Regions from separate parts of the Mus musculus genome. Here region 1 is linked to region 2. Evidence: chromatin loops called from intact Hi-C (ENCODE). Cell type or tissue: left cerebral cortex. All regions are shown on one strand. Each heading gives the region's core, and the rest is flanking DNA. Links, peaks and the distances in the headings are about the cores only. Region 1 has its middle 10 kb from the start of Gm26328. Region 2 holds the start of Rab2b (RAB2B, member RAS oncogene family).

Region 1 (8,331 bases), core at 25-8,024, 53 kb before region 2:
AGGATCATGGAAACAGCGGCTCTCACTTATGCTTGTGCTCTGCACTGCTACAATGCTACACCCACCTGATGCTAATGGGTGACCGAGGTGATGACTGGGAGCAGGAGACTGAACCCAGGACTGCGTATTCAGAGCACACTGCTACAATGCTGCTCCCACCGCAGCTGGGTGATCCAGCGCTTTCTGAGATGTCTTCCTGTGTTGAGGCCCCAGGGCTGGGGTACTGGGGTGCAGCTGGACTCACCCCATCCCCTTTCTTTTCTCTCTTTTTCTCTCCTTTTCCTTCTTTTTTTTGGGGGGGGGTGTTTTGTTTTGTTTTGTTTGGTTTGGTTTGGTTTGGTTTTCGAGACAGGGTTTCTCTGTATAGCCATGACTGTCCTGGAACTCACTTTGTAGACCACAGGCTGGCCTCGAACTCAGAAATCCACCTGCCTCTGCCTCCCAAGTGCTGGGATTAAAGGCATGCGCCACCACTGCCCAGCTGCCCAGCTTTTCCTTCTTTTCTTTCTTTCTTTTTTTTTTTTTTTTTTTTTTTTTTTTTTTTGAGACAGGATCTTACTGCGTAACCCTGATTGGCCTGGAACTTACCCTGTAGACCAGGCTGACCTCAAAGTCGCAGACATCTTCCTGCCTCTGCCTCTCTAATCTGGGATTAAAGATGTATGCCACCATACCATGCTCCAATTTTTTTTTTTTTTTTTTGGTTTTTCGAGACAGGGTTTCTATGTGTAGCCCTGGCTGTCCTGGCACTCACTCTGTAGACCAGGCTGGCCTCGAACTCAGAAATCCACCTGCCTCTGCCTCCCGAGTGCTGGGATTAAAGGCATGCGCCACCACGCCCGGCTCATGCTCCAATTTTTAAATGCTTTCATTTTTTTTATAGCATGGGCATTAGGGGCTGGAGATGTAGCTCAACTGGTAGGATGTTTATATAGCATTCATGAGAACTTGGGTTCAATGCCCAGTCCCCAGTAAAATCTGGAGTGGTGGTATAATTAGTGAAATCTCACCACCCAGGAGGTAGAGCAAAAGAATCCAAGTTCAAGGTCATACTTAACTACATTTTAAGGCCGGCCTGAGATCCTGTCTCAAAACTAGCAACAATAGTAACTATTATTATTACTTATTTTATAAGATTGTATCAATAAAAACAACAAAGAGATACCATCAAAAGATTGAAGTCCAGCCTTAATCCCAGCACTCAGGAGGCAGAGGCAGGTAGATCCATGAGCCAATTCTAGGCCAGCCATGGCTACATTGACTCTATCCAAAACAAAAAACTATAAAGTCCAATTACAAAATCGATGCATAAGGCTAGAAAAGAGGCTCAATGGTAGAGTGTTTACCATACTAAAAATGAGCAAGGTTCCAGGTTCCATCTGCAGCACTAGAAATGTTTAAGAACTACACACTAGTCATCCCGTCATGGTGGCGCACGCCTTTAATCCCAGCACTCAGAAGGCAGAAGTAGGCAGATCTCTGTGAGTTTGAGACCAGCTTGGTTTACAGAGCTAGTTCAAGGACAGCCAGGATGCACAGAGAAACCCTGTCACCAAAAACAAAACAGAAAAAACATTTTTCAGTGCTTTTACAATACTTCCGAGCTGCCACCACCAAAACAAAAACCCTTTACCCATGATAAACAATTAAACTCACTGGGACACACACTCACACATGCAAACACACATACAGAGTCATAGATGCACAGAAACACACATACACTAATACACACACATGCATACACACTAACACATAAGCGTGCGCGCACACGTGTGCGCACGCACACACATACACACACACACACACACACACACACACACGGAAGTCTGACTAGTCTGGAAGAGGAAGATCAGGAGGAGGGGGAGCACAAGAAAGGGTTGGGGGTTTTAATTGTTGTTATTATTGAATCATTTGAAGTGGAAAGAGCAACCCTAAATCTGGATCTTTTGGGGTAAGAGACCCTCCTTCTGGGGCACACCTTCTGGTCACAGCCTGTATAAAGGATGTGGGAAGAAGGAATGCTGGCCTTTCCCTGCTTGCCCTCACTCTTATTGGCACATTCATTCCTTCACTGTCATTAGAGCCCACTTCTGCAGTATTAAGACCATCTGTGATACCAAGCCTCGGAAACCAAACAACAGTTGGCTTCTTGGGTTGGAGAGGCAGCCTTTGTCAGAATAGTGAGACCACAGGCTATAAGCCACTCTAATATATCACAAGTGTGTGTGTGTGTGTCTTGAAAAACCAAAAAAAAAAAAAATTGCATTTAAAGTATTGACTACTAGGAATTAGATATCAGCAACAATAGTCCCAGCATTTAGGAAAGGGGGCATGCTTCAGCGGGAGAGGGCATGCTTAGCAGATACTTAAAGCCTCAATCTAAAAATCAATGCCCAGCACAAAAAGAGAACAGGAATTTTTTCAGTAACTAGTTAGTCACCGAAGGCTTTCTTTCCCAGAAGGGGTCTCTAAAATAGAATGGAATTTGTGTGTGCGTGTGTGTGTGTGTGTGGTTTCTTCCTGACAGATTTCTCTGTATAGTCCTGGCTGTCCTGGAACTCACTCTGTAGACCAGGCTGGCCTCGAACTCAGAAATCCACCTGCCTCTACCTCCCAAGTGCTGGGATTAAAGGTGTGCGCCACCACTGCCAGGCTAGATCCATTCTTATCTCTCTGTATAAAGCTCAAGTCCAGGTGGATCAAGGATCTCCACATAAAACCAGAGGCACTGAAACTAATAGAAGAGAAAGTGGGAAGGAGCCTCAAACACATGGCCACAGGGGAAATTTTCCTGAGCAGAACACCAATGGCTTATGCTCTAAGATGAGAATTGACAAATGGGACCTCATAAAATTGCAAAGCTTCTGTAAGGCAAAGGGCACTGGTTTCTCTTTCTTTGTTGTTGTTGTTGTTGTTGTTGTTGTTGTTGTTGTTGTTCGAGACAGGGTTTCTCTGTGTAGCCCTGGCTGTCCTGGAACTCACTTTGTAGACCAGGCTGGTCTCGAACTCAGAAATCCACCTGCCTCTGCCTCCCGAGTGCTGGGACTAAAGGCGTGCGCCACCACACCTGGCTTGATTTCTTTTTCTATCATGCAGGCATACATGCAAATAGAGCACACATATACATAAAATACATAAATAAATAAGCCTTTAAAGAAATAAAAATTAAAAAAGAAGGTGAAAATGTCTATCTTCCCAAAAAGCAATCTACAGATACAATGTAATTCCCATCAAAATGTCAACACAATTCTTTACAGACCTTGAAAGAGCAATCTTCAACTTCATATGGAAAAGCAAAAAACCCAGGATAGCTAAAACAATCCTGAGCAATAAAAGAATCTGGAGTAATTACCATCCCAGATCTTAAGCTTGTACTATAGAGCAATATGAATGATAATAGCTCCGTGGTATTGGTACAAAAACAGACAGGTTCATCAGTGGAATCAAATCAAAGACCCAGAAATAACCCCACACACCTATGAACACTTGACTTTTGACAAAGAGGCTAAAAACATCCAATGGAAAAAAGAAAGCATCTTTAACAAATGGTACTGGTTTGACTGAATGTCTGCATGTAGAAGAATGCAAATAGATCTATATCTACCACCCTGCACAAAACCCAAGTCCAAGTGGATCGGGGACCTCAACATAACACTGGACACACTAAATCTAATAGAAGAGAAAGTGGGAAATAGCCTTGAATTCATTGGTATAGGAGACAATGTCCTGAAAAGAACACCAATGGCTCAGGCTCCAAGAACAACAATTAATAAATGGGACCTCATGAGACTGAAAAGCTTCTGTAAGGCAAGGGACACTGTCAATAGGAAAAATGGCAGCCTACGGATTGGGACAAGTAGAATCTTCACTAATCCTACACCCAATAGAGAGCCAACATCCACAGCATATGAAGAACTCCAGAAGTTAGACACCAACAAACCAAATGATCCAAGTGTGGCCTCTGGGAGTTTGAGTTTGAGGCCTAGCCAGAGCTACAGTTAAAAAAAAAAAGGAGGAGGAGGAGGAGGAGGCGGCGGAGGAGGAGGAGGAGGAGGAGGCGGAGGAGGGCTAATGAGACCCTAGGAAATGTAAAATGGTCTGGAAACCATGGTATGGGTTCTTGGTGTTCAGATGAGCCTAGAAAAGACAAGCCCAGCAGGCAGGAATGTCTGGTTACCAAGAAGCAGCAGGGGGTTTAGTCTGTGTTGTTTCAGAAAAGAAGACTGGGGAAGAAGTGACAAATAGGCACAGTGCTCCACAAAGGAGCCAGACACACCTCATTATTATTGCTTGTGTATGGGTGTGTGTGTGTTTCTGTGTGTCTCTGTGTAAGATGTATATGTGTACTGTGTATATGTGTTCATGCATACATATAAGAGTGGATTTGTCTGGTCCATGTGTATATGATGTGAGTATTGATGTACATGTATATGTGTTTGTGTGTATGATGTGTGTGTATGTGTGTGTAAGTGCATATATGTGTGCGTGTATGATACATGTGTGAGTGTGGGTACCACAGCATGCATGTGAAGGTGAGAGAACAACTTTTGGGAGTTATTCTGTCCCACCACAGGTTTCAGCAACTGACCTGGGATCATTAGACTCATACAGTAGGTGTGTTTTACCCCATGAACTATTTTTCTGGCCCCTTCATATACATTTTAGCAAATCCAGAAACAAGCTTTATACACAAATGAGGGAACTGGCTTATGCTCAAGCAGTCTGACTTGGGGGAACTAGCAACCTTAACAATACTATAAGCCAGTGCTAGAACTCATTAGACCGATAGACAACAAGGAAACCCAAACTGGAAATGCTGATAAATATTAGAAAATATCGTATAGAATCTCAAAACTACCAGCTTCTCATCTAGAATATCCCCCAAACCTCAGGCTGCCAGGGGGATCAAATAGTGCCAGTGGTGGAAAAAGTCTCATTTTCCTATTGTGTATCATTTCCAGTGCCCTTGAGTACCTCTTCAGGGTCTTGGAAACTAAGTCCTTAGTTACATTTTCCAAGAATTAGATCACAGATTGAAGGAGAAAGATTGCTACACTCATGTTTTCTTGTCACAGGTCTCTTCCTTTTTTCCATTTCTATCTCTCCTTTCATTCTTTCTCTCCTGTCCTTTCTTTCCTTCTCCCTCCCTCTTTCCCCTTCCCCTCCCCTCTCCACTTCACCACACACAGAAATCCCTTTTGAAAGGGGCTTTTTTTCCAACTCAGTGAAGTAAAGTCTTTGCCCCTTTGTGGGGAAGGCTCATTAACATTCCCTCAGCAGCATCTCTTCAAGGATTCTACTTTTGTAATTCCGAAGGGAGGTCAAGAGGCCACAATGGAGAGGTAAAAAAGAGAAAAAAAAAATGTGGTAAAGAGGAGGAGGTGGAAGAATGGAGAGGAGGGGAAAGAGACCTTCCTTTCATAATAAGGCCGGCAAAAAGAGGGAAAATAGGAAAAGATGAAGATGGCCGAGACTCAGAAAAAAGACAAATACGGGTCCCCAAGTATGCCCTTTTAGATGTCACACAGATGTCTGAGAAAAGCAGAATGCCATGTGTGTGCTCTTCTTTTTCTTCCTCACGAAGGGAATAAACGGTGCAAACAACAGGAAGAGGGTAACAGGACACAGTCCATTTCCTTGAAAAGCTAGAATCTTTCCTGCCTCACCTACAATGGTCCACTAAAATATGTGTTAAAATGTGAGGAGCAGGACTTCGAAAAACAGAGAGTGAGGCAGCCGCTCAGGACCTGACACTAAACATCTGGTAAAATAGCAGAGATTCTGGGAACTCCACAAACAGGGAGCAATGAGTTGCCAAACATCTCCACAAGTGGCATCTTCCTCCTCCTCAATTCTAGCATCCATCGCTTCTAGCACCAGCTGCCTTCTTTCTCTCTTTTAGTATTTGTCACACTAGCCCGGACTTGTCGAGACAACAGAACTTTGCATCATCAACATAAAAGGAAAAAATAATGCTTTTCTAATTGGTGTTTCAAATGTTGTCCTGCCTGAGCCAGAAGAGAAAATGTATACACAGTTAAACAAGGGAATTCGGATACTATGACTAGAGGATAGGGCATGACTGGGATATTCTAGACCCAATACTACTCGCCGGGGGAAGATGCTATAATTAGAAGTTAAAGAACAAAGCCGGGCATGATGGCTCACACCTTTAGTCCCAGCACTCAGGAGGCAGAGGCAGGCAGATTTCTGAGTCTGAGGCCAGCCTGGACTACAAAGTGAGTTCCAGGACAGCCAGGGCTACACAGAGAAACTCTGTCTTGAAAAACAAAGAAGGGGGCTGGAGAGATGGCTCAGTGGTTAAGAGCACTGACTGCTCTTCCAGAGGTCCTGAGTTCAATTCCCAGCAACCACATGGTGGCTCACAACCATCTATAGTGAGATATGACCCCCTCTTCTGGGGTATCTGAAGATAGCTACAGTGTACTTACATATAATAAATAAATAAGTCTTTAAAAATAAAAAAAAATAAAAAAAAAAGAAAAACAAAGAAGAAGAAGAAGAAGAAGAAGAAGAAGTTGTTGTTAAAGAACAATAGGGTAGATGACTGGAGGCTTATGGCTGAGGCTGAGTTAATTTTTTAAAATTAGTGGGTGGTGGTTTATGCTGATAAATACTGTGCTCTAATGGTCAAGGCAGGAGGACTGCTGTGAGTTCCAGGCCAGTTTAGATTGCAGAGTGAATTCCAAGTTAGCCTGGGCTACGGAGTAAAAGTCCTATCTCAAAACAACAACAACAACAACCTGTTATTGTTTTTCTGACTAAGCATCTATACGTGTAGCTGGTGCTAACCTTAAATTTAGGAGCTCCTAAATTCTTGGGTATTAAGAATGCAGATACGCAACAGTGTGCCCAGCTGGGTGAATTCCTTCTTTTTGTTTTTCCCTTTTGGTGATGGGGATTAAACTAAAGCCATTCACTGCGCTAGGCAAATGCTCTGCTGGTAAACTGCAGCACAGCCTACCTGCCAGATTATTTAAAAGGTCTAATTTGACACCCACAAGCAGTCCTTTCCACAGAACCCTTGACTGTTATTTCCTACCTGTGAAGACGTTAAAGAGGATCCACGGATTCAGCACAGCCTCCTCTCAGACTTTATTCTGAAGCGCAGAAGGAAATCATCTGCTCTCCTGTCTTCTCACAAGCATCCTTTCCACTGAAAGACCTGGACAGGACCAGGAGAGACAGCTGTCCACAGCAGAGCATTCTTATAAAAACCTGCTGTGGATATTGTATGTGGTGACACACACACCTGTAAATTCTAGCGCTTGAGAGGCAGAGGCAGGCAGGTCTATGTGAATTTGAGGCCAACCTGTCTATACAGTGAGTTCCAGGCCAGCCAGAGCTACAAAATGTGTGTGTGTGTGTGTGTGTGTGTGTGTGTGTGTGTGTGTGTGTGTGTGTGTTGTGTATGGGGGGAGGGGCGCTGCTGTGGGCTGGCACAAATTGTCTCAGCCCTTGCTGATCAAGTCTGACAAACTGAGTTGGATTCCCAAAACTGGGATCCAGATGTAAGGAGAAAACCAACTCCCCACAAAGTTGTCTTTTGATTTCCACGTTCGTTCATTCATGTCGGATCAGGAATGCTCATTCACACATGAATCATGCACACATACACAGTAATAACTTTTTCATTAAAAAATTTAAAAGCTGCTGAGCTAATTTCAAGAATTTTAGTACTAAAATACATCATAGAAGTGGAGATCTGTATAAATTATTAAAGCTATATCTACATGATTATTATAGTGTCTATTTTTACTCAGTCTACCAATCTTTACATATTCCCATTTTCATCTGGCAATAGCTGACTTCTTGGCCTGAAAAAAATCAATATATATGAGAAAGTTTGTGTTGAAGTTTCTAACCCAGAAGCTGAGCTTCGTCAAGGCACAATTATGGAAAAATCAAAAGGCTCCGAAAGGAAGATATTGGGAGAAGAGTTAGAACAGCAAGCCTTGGGCAGTCCCAGAGAGGCCGGCAGAGTCCTGGCAGGGAGGAGAGGGTTAAATCCCTTCCTCTGCAGTACAAAAGAAAAGAGTGTGCGGAAAGATTAGGATTTTTGCTTTTACAATAGGAGCTGCAGGAGCGTTGGGAAGAAGCTGAAGGGGAAAAAAGGGGGCGTCTCTCCTTTAAAGACTTGGGAGATTGAGAGAGAAAGGGAGTCGGGAAAGAGTCACACTAGTCAGTCCGTCTCTGGGACGGGAGAATTCCTCTGCTCCTCAGTGGTTTGCACTGGGGTACCGATACCCGTTGGCCTCAGGCTAGACAGGGTGATCGGACCAGGTCACCCCATTAAAACTCAGTGCGCGG
Region 2 (8,331 bases), core at 183-8,182:
TCCCTGTGCTTCTCTATCCTCTTCCCTCTGTCCAGAGGTTCAATCAGAAGCTCCCACATACTAAGCAAAAACTCTAAAAATGACCTATATACCAGCCATCAAGGATTTAGAAAAACAGTTTTATCAGTGCTGGAGAGATGCCTCAGTGGTTTAGAGCATTTGCTGCTCTTCCAGAGGACCTGGGTTCCATTCCCAGCACCCACATGGTGGCTCACAAACGTGTATAATGCAGACCCAAAGGAATCTCTTGTCCTCTTCTGACCTCCACAGGCACCTGACATGTGATGCACAGACATAGATACAGGCACAACACCCATACACAAAAAATCTCTCCAGCCCCTATAATGATATATTTGATATAAAGAAGTTCTTAACTTGAACACCGTCCATTTTTTCCTATTAATTTATGGCTAATACTCCATAAGGGCAGCTATTTTCTTTTTGACAATACAAAACAAAATAAAACAAAAAACCAAAATAAAAACCAAGCAAACTTGAAAAATGACTGTTCTTCAAAAAGAATTGCTTTAAAAAGATCACCTATTTTTAGTGATGGCTTACAATAAGGCTGGAAACAACAAGACCCATACATTCACTAACATGAAGATTAAAAGCCAGGCACGGTGGCATATATTTTAATCCCAGAACTCAGGAAGCAGAGGCAAACGAAGGCCAGCCTAGTCGCATAGCAAGTTTGCTGTCAGCCAAGACTACACAGTGAAACGATTCCTCTCAAACTAAACAAAGACATAAAGTTTAAAAATTCACTGAGAGGCAGGAACAAGTAGGTGCACAAGTTGTAAGTAACAAGGACACAGTCAAGGCCTAAAGGAAGCTCCTGAAACGGACCTTAAAGCTTAGCTGAATGTTCCCTCCTCTCAACAGCTACACCAGGAGCCAGAACAGAACAGAAACAAAGGGCAGAAGCAAGCCTTGAAAGTCCTCCCTTTTTCCGTCAATGCTGGGTCAAGGGTCCAGCACACAGTAGGCCAGTGCTTCGCTATCTAGTCCCTGTATGGTTTTTTTTTAAATTTATTTATTATTATACATAAGTACACTGTAGCTGTCTTCAGACACTCCAGAAGAGGGTGTCAGGTCTCATTAGATGGTTGTGAGTCACCATGTAGTTGCTGGGATTTGAACTCAGGACCTTCAGAAGAGCAGTCAGTGCTCTTAACCCCTGAGCCATCTCACCAGCCCCGTCCCTGCATGTTTTAAAGGGCCATCCCTCATGCTGTTAGCTTTTGATCAACGTCAGACTGGTAGGAAAAATTGAAAGCTGTATTTACCTTTTTTTTTCCTTTTTTGGAGACATGGTCTATGTAATTTTGAATTTAAAGAGATACACATGGGGTGGGGGTGGGGGAGACTGGAGAAATGGTTCAGTGGTTAAGAGCACTGACTACTCTTCCAGAGGTCCTGAGTTCAATCCCCAGCAACCACATGGTGGCTCACAACCATCTGCAATGAGATCTGACGCCCTTTTCTGGTGTGTCTCTCTGAAGAGATCAACAGTGTACTCGCATAAATAAATCTTAAAAAAAAAAAAAAAAAAAAAGACACACAACTCTGTCTCCCAAATGTTGGAATTAGGATTAAAGATGTGTACCACTACACCCAACCTTGTGTTTACCTTTTTTTTTTTTTTTTTTTTTTTTTTTTGGTTTTTCCGAGAGAGGGTTTCTCTGTGTAGCCCTGGCTGTCCTGGAACTCTGTAGACCAGGCTGGCCTTGAACTCAGAAATCCACCTGCCTCGGCTGAGTGCTGAGATTAAAAGCGTGTGCCACCACATCCAGCCGTGTTTACTTTTAAAATGTACTTTCCTATAAATAAGGACAATGTGACTTACTGCACTCCAAACAATGAAATCAGACCATGGAGACCTTTTGGATGGAACTCGGAATAAAATCACCAAGTGTAAGACTTCGTTTCCTTCCTAATTTTGCCACTCATTTGAGTCATACCTCCCTTTGCTTAGGAGAATATTCAATAATATTAAGTTAAACAATAAACCAGCAGCCAGGAGTGCTAGAGTATGCCTTTAATCACAGGAAAGAGTTCTGTTCTGAATGGGAAGAACTCTTTACTGGAAAGGCAGAGGCAAGTGGATATCTTTGAGTTTGAGGTCAGCCTGGCCTACATTGTGAGTTCCAGGACAGCCAGAGCTATGTGAGATTGTCTTTTATTTAAAAAGAAAGAAAGAAAGAAAGAAAGAAAGAGAGAGAGAGAGAGAGAGAGAGAGAGAGAGAGAGAGAGAGAGAGAGAAAGAAAGAAAGAAAGAAAGAAAGAAAGAAAGAAAGAAAGAAAGAGAGAAAGAAAGAGAGAAAGAAAGAAAGAAAGAAAGAAAGAAAGAAAGAAAGAGAGAGAGAGAGAGAGAGAGAGAGAAAGAAAGAAAGAAAGAAAGAAAGAAAGAAAGAAGAGAGAGAGAGAGAAAGAGAGAAAGAAAGAGAGAAAGAAAGAAAGAAAGAAAGAAAGAAGAGAGAGAGAGAGAGAGAGAGAGAGAGAGAAAGAAAGAAAGAAAGAAAGAAAGAGGAAAAGAAAAAGGAAAGAAAAGAAAAAAAAACACCAAAAAACCAAACCAAACCAAACCAAAACAAAAAACAAAAAGCAAAAGCAACTAGCAATCACTCACTGTCAATCATCTCTCAACCATAACAATGTTCCCACAGGATAAACCGACACAACAGCAATGGATAACTACTTTTGGTGCAAACAACCGTGCAAATGAATTCACAGCACTTTGGGAGGTAGTATATAATCCTCAAAAGATGGACCAAGGCTCAAGTTCTCAAAAAAAAAATGGTAAAATTTCATACACTGCAGCTTTGACTTTCGCTTGCTCAAATAAGTTTTATGCTTTCTAATAGGAAAATCTGTCAACCAAAAGTTTTCCTGAATATCTTACAGCAGTGGCTCTCAACGTTCCTAATGCTGCATGGACCCTTTATTATGGTTCCTCATATTATGGTGACCCCCAACCATAAAATTATTTTCGCTGCTATTTCACAAATATAAGTTTGCTACTGTTATGAATCACAAAGTATCTGTTTTCCTATGGTCTTAGGTGACCCTTGTGGAAGGTCTTAGAACATCCAACAACCATTACTTCTACTTCACGCCATCTTTAAAAACCAAACCAAACCAAACCAAACCAAACCCTGTTATTATAGTCATTTGACAACTGGAATCCAAAGGTGACATAGTCAGTCTGTGATCACTGGGAAACAGGTGCACTCTACCCCCTTCTATGTTCTCTGGCAGCTATTTCTTTCCCTCTGTCGTTCTTTAGCCAAGCAAACAGATGCCACATCAGTAGGATGAACCACTTTTATCAGAAAAGACATTTCAAATAAAAGAGCCCCCTATAGAATTCAAGAAATAACAACTGTCCGAAGTTATTCCCTGCTGGATAAACAACTTTCTTTATCTCGATTTCTTTACTGAAAAAATTTTTTTTCTTTCTTGCTGTCTCCCAAGATTGTTAGTTATTTCACCCCCAACCAAAGAACAATTCCTTTCGTTCTTCCTATTCAGAACAGAAACTCCTCAAACAAGCCGTCTCTTCAACATCCTGGTTTCCTCATGACAGCCGCTTTCGGTTCTCCCCCACCCCCACCCCCTCCACAGTCCTTAGAGGAGCTCGAAGCCTCGGCCACTGTCCCCTCCAGCTCCCGCCAGCCCCCGCGCTCACCCCCACCGTCCTTCCCTAACCGCTGCCTAGGCCCTCCGGCGCCCCAGCATCAGCAGCTTTTGCTCACCTCGGCTCCTGACAGGAAAGGGTGCGAGGGCCCAGTGATCGTCAGGTAATTGTCATTTCCTCCGGGAAACTGTAAACCAAAAGAAAGCCGCGGTGGGTGAGTGAGCGGAGCAGTGGCGTGCTGAGACCCCAGCCCTCCCGAGCCCCCCTGGCTCCTCGCTGCCCTGCATTCCCGCTTCCGCTTCCCCTAGTCGGCCGCGAACCCTCATCAGCCCTCAAAGACTCGGCACCCACCTCCATCTTCACAGCACCACTACCAGCGACTCAGCGTCTCCGCGTCCGCATCGCTCCCACCGCCCCCACTAGGTTCCGAGCGCGTCACTTCCTCAAGGAGAAAGCGTCGCTCTCCGATGATTGGACCGAGTCAGGGACGCAACCAGTCTCGATCCCAGCTGCCCGAAGGGTCGCTGTCGCCCCCTGGAGCTTGGTGGGATAATGGCATGTAGAAGAGCACTGGGTGGCCCTAGAGGCGGCGTCCGGTACAGCCGATCCAGCGAAGATTTCTGGGGGAGAGCAATAGAGACGCAGCTTGAGCTAGAAGGGCTGGAGCGGAGGCAAATAAGGAGACCCGTAGATTGAGTGGCTAGAGAGGTCGGAGGTAAGTGGCTGTAGAAATCGGGAGGACCCGGAACACAGACGCCTCGGGACCATGACTTACGCTTATCTCTTCAAGTACATCATCATCGGAGACACAGGTAACCCGCCGACGGACCGCCTTCGGAGTTGGGGCGGGGATCCTACCTCCAAAATCGGCTTGGGGGCGGGGCGGGGTGAGCGGAGTTGCGCGGAGGGGGCGGGGCGAGCCCCGGGGGCGGGGCTCTGCCCCTGCCTTAGACCCTGTTCCCTGTCTGGGAGCCAGCGGCTTCCCGGGTGACGTGCGTCTAGTGAACACCGTTCTTTCGCAGGTGTGGGGAAGTCATGTCTCCTCCTTCAGTTTACCGACAAGCGGTTCCAGCCCGTGCACGACCTCACAATAGGTAAGCTATCCCCTCGTTCCAGAACAGCTAAAAGCTAGCTGCCAGAACTGCTAAAGGAGAAAGTTACAGTCTCAGTATTCTAAATAAAAAGTTACTTCTCGGCCGGGCGTGGTAGCTCGCGCCTTTAATCCCAGCACTCGGGAGGCAGGTGGATTTCAGAGTTCGAGGCCAGCCTGGTCTACAAAGTGAGTTCCAGGACATCCAGGGCTACACAGAGAAACCCTGTCTTGAAAAACCAAAAAAAGTTACTTCTCGCTACCTTGGTCTGAAATCATGGTATATGAAAAATGATAAAAGCTGGTAAGTGGAGGATAAATGATTGAAAGGTAACTTTAGAGATGGATGTAAGATACTAGTTGCCGTAGGATTTTTTTTTCTTCCAATGCAACTTGTATGTTTATGGAAAAATCCCACGGAAACATGACTGCTTATTAAACATCTCATCTGTATTTTGTTATTAACTACCAGCTTCACATGTTTTTCAACATAAACACCAACATAGGATTCTTTTAAGTCTGGAGAGGTAAAAGCCAATGTACGGACATTGCAGTTCTTCCTGCACAGACACCTCCTCTAATCTCTTCACCTTCTCTTCTTTTAGGAGCAAATAGCCTCAGATTCATTATATAACCCACACTGGACACAAACTCCCAGAGATCCTCCTGCATTAGACTCTCCCCCCCCCACCCCCTCGGGACAGGGTTTCTCTCTGTGTGGCCCTGGCTGTCCTGGAACTCACTCTGTAGGACAGGCTGGCTTCAAAAATCAGAAATCCGCCTGCCTCTGCCTCCCAAGTGCTGGGATTAAAGGCGTGCGCCACCACTCCCAGCCTCACGGACTTTCGTAATAAGTTTGTTTTTGCGCCGAGACTGGCTTTAAGCTTCCTGGGTAACCTGACCATGATTTTGACTTGATCGTCCTAAATGCTGGGATTAGATATGCACCACTATACTCAGCCTGTTTTTTAGTTTCTTACTCATTGAAATTACATTCTTATTGTTCTGAGAGAAAAAAAAAGTTGACAGTGATTTTTTTTTTCCAAAAAAATATCTTTTTGATTTTTGTTGAGGTAATAGGTATTCAGAACAGGTATTTCATATAGCACCTTAAAGTAAAAATATTTATATAGAGTATGAATTCCTCATGCTATGTACAAAATACTATTTTGAAAATAGAAAAGGGGATGAATTGTCTGCTTATGATGCAGTGGGGTTTTTGTTTTTTTGAAATATTGTCCTTGAAAGAGATGAATTTTGCCTAGAAATAGAAAAGTGTCAAAAGCTCTATCAGTTCGTCAGTTTCCATACTGCTTTAAGAGAGGCTATTACCAATGTACTCTGGAAATTATTGGTGATTGAAGGTATTTTGTCCTTGAAGACCTGTTCCTTAGGCAGCTTCTTTAATTGCCAATGAAAACAGTTTTAGAATTGCAGTTTAAGAAGTGCTGCTTCATACACAGAACTAGTCAGTACTCTGAGACACTGTCGCGAAATGCTATCAATGGGCTGGAGAGCTGACTCAGCAGTTAAGAGCACCGACTGCTCTCCCAAGAACAAGGGTTCAATTCCCAGCACCCATCATCCTCTGTCACTCAAGTTCCAGGGGATCCTTTGGGTTCTTCTGGCCTCCACAGGTACCAGCCACATACGTCACACATACTTAACATGCAGGCAAAACACTTAACTTTCAAATAGTTCAGAAGTTCTTTGAGCCTGACAGTGGTGGCGCACGCCTTTAATCCCAGCACTCGGGAGGCAGAGGCAGGTGGATTTCTGAGTTCAAGGCCAGCCAGGTCTACAGAGTGAGTTCCAGGACAGCCAGGGCTAAACAGAGAAACCCTGTCTTGAAAAACCAAAACCAACCAACCAAACCAGCAAACAAAGAAGTTCTTTGAAAACAATTGTAGAATTAAATATTACCTAGTCAGATTTCAGTGTAAGCTAACATTCCTAAGCATTTATTCATCTCTTTTAGTTTTATTTGTCCCAGAATTGTTATGTTCATTTTCTAGAAATTTTTTTCTATGAATTGTAGCTTTGTAGTTTATTTTATGAAAAACTTTCCTGTAGTGGCTTTTTTTTTTTTTTTTGAGACAAGAGTTTTTCTGTATAGCCCTGGCTGTCCTAGAACTTGCTTTGTAGCGGGTACACATTCTTCAGATGTTATTTGCAAATCATTACAGTAACTGCAGTGCCACTTTTCTTAAGGCTAATTCTTAAGAAGATCTAGATAGAGTCTCTGTCATTATAAGGCCTTAAAACAAATCAACTGGTTATATAATAAATCAAACTTAGTTTATTACTAGAATTTATAAAACCAGATCTAGGGAAAGAACTAACTCTGGTAACACATACGTGGGTTTTTCCCCCTCAGATCTTAAAAAAAATTTTTTTGTATATATGTGTGTTTGTATTTGCACATGTGTGTACAGGTGCCTATAAGGGCTAGAGATCATTGACCCCTCTGCAGCAGGAGTTACAGGTAGTTGTGAGCCACTGGACAAGGGTGTTGGGAACCAAACTCTGTTCTGCTCCAAGACCAAGTGCTCTCAACCACTGACCATATCTCCAGCCCCCAGCCCCCTATGGTCTTAATATAGCAAGTGTCATCCAGACTGTAAAATCAAAACAGTGAGACTACTTGTATTTATTTTATCTGAATGAGCTTTGTTCCCTTTTCTACATCTGAGTTATTCTTAAGTCATTATCACTTAGAATCCACTTGTTTCTTTTTGGTGAAAGGGATTAAACCTAGTGAGTTATGTTCTAAGTAGTTACACTATCGCTGAGTTATACCTGTAGCTGTAGGGTAATCTCAGGCCAACCCTGAACTTGCTCTGTAAGTCATGATGACCTTGAACTTCTTATCCTAGGGCTCCTACTGCCTTTACCTCATGAGGCCTGGGATTAGATCACTGCCATGCTCAGTTAAGGGGTTCTGGGGCATGCATGTGGATGTGCACGTGCATGAGTGTGCAGATGCCCATAGGGCCCAGAACAGGGTATTGGAGTCCTTGAAGTTGGGGTTACAGGCAGTTATGAACTATCAGATGAGGGTGTTGATACCCAATTCCAGTCCAAGAAGCACATACATGCTTTGCTTTAGTGCTGAGCCATCTCTCTAGTCCTGTGTCCAGTTTTATGTGGATCTGGGGATTGACTCCAGAGCTTCTAGGCAAGTCCTGTATCAAGTGAGCTACATGTCCAGTCAGTGGGTTTTTAATTCTAGAAAAGAAACTAAAAGGAACACAAATTCAATTGGAGCAATAACCACTGTCGGGCTGAATGTCAGTGAGTGATGACAAAGGACTCATCATTATAACACTGGGGAAAAGTATGTGGCTCTAGATGGACATGTATGTGTTCATTACAGTCATGTTCGTTCTCTTGTCTTTCACTGACAGGTGTGGAGTTTGGAGCACGTATGGTCAACATCGATGGAAAACAAATCAAACTGCAAATCTGGGATACGGTAAGAGAGGGCAAAACAATTTAGTACCAGACTGAGGCCCAGTTATAACAGTAAAAGCTAATGCAGCCTTGTGGAATGCTAGACACCTGTAGTTTTAAAACTATAGGATGAGCCGGGCGTGGTGGT

What was found. A loop is a pair of places that touch in the nucleus more often than their neighbours do. Peaks named below come from ENCODE experiments on the same cell type or tissue, not always from the same donor. Only the 100,000 strongest peaks of a DNase experiment are listed, where the experiment ranks them.
Region 1: a loop joins it to region 2, with 4 times the contacts of the local background. A loop is called at or near these places in 1 of 42 quality-filtered maps.

What each region holds. Positions count from the first base shown.
Region 1 is chr14:52,328,214-52,336,544 of GRCm38, reverse strand. It overlaps a transcript of Sall2 not described here. Among named protein-coding and RNA genes, the nearest start is that of Gm26328, 10 kb to the left of the region's middle. In left cerebral cortex, for the core only: no CTCF peak of the experiment used is centred there; no DNase peak of the experiment used is centred there; H3K4me3 peaks cover 61 bases; H3K27ac peaks cover 152 bases.
Region 2 is chr14:52,275,317-52,283,647 of GRCm38, reverse strand. Rab2b (RAB2B, member RAS oncogene family) reads left to right here and starts at 4,253. Exons shown (of 8, transcript NM_172601.3): 1 at 4,253-4,452; 2 at 4,663-4,734; 3 at 8,138-8,205. The coding sequence starts at 4,407. Tox4 (TOX high mobility group box family member 4) reads right to left here and starts at 4,502. Exons shown (of 10, transcript NM_023434.3): 1 at 4,416-4,502; 2 at 3,992-4,260; 3 at 3,759-3,827. The coding sequence starts at 3,997. Gm23758 (a small nucleolar RNA gene) reads right to left here and starts at 7,117; the gene lies at 7,028-7,117. In left cerebral cortex, for the core only: a CTCF peak has its summit at 4,191 (motif pointing left); a DNase peak (open chromatin) is centred at 4,180; H3K4me3 peaks cover 2,175 bases; H3K27ac peaks cover 1,155 bases.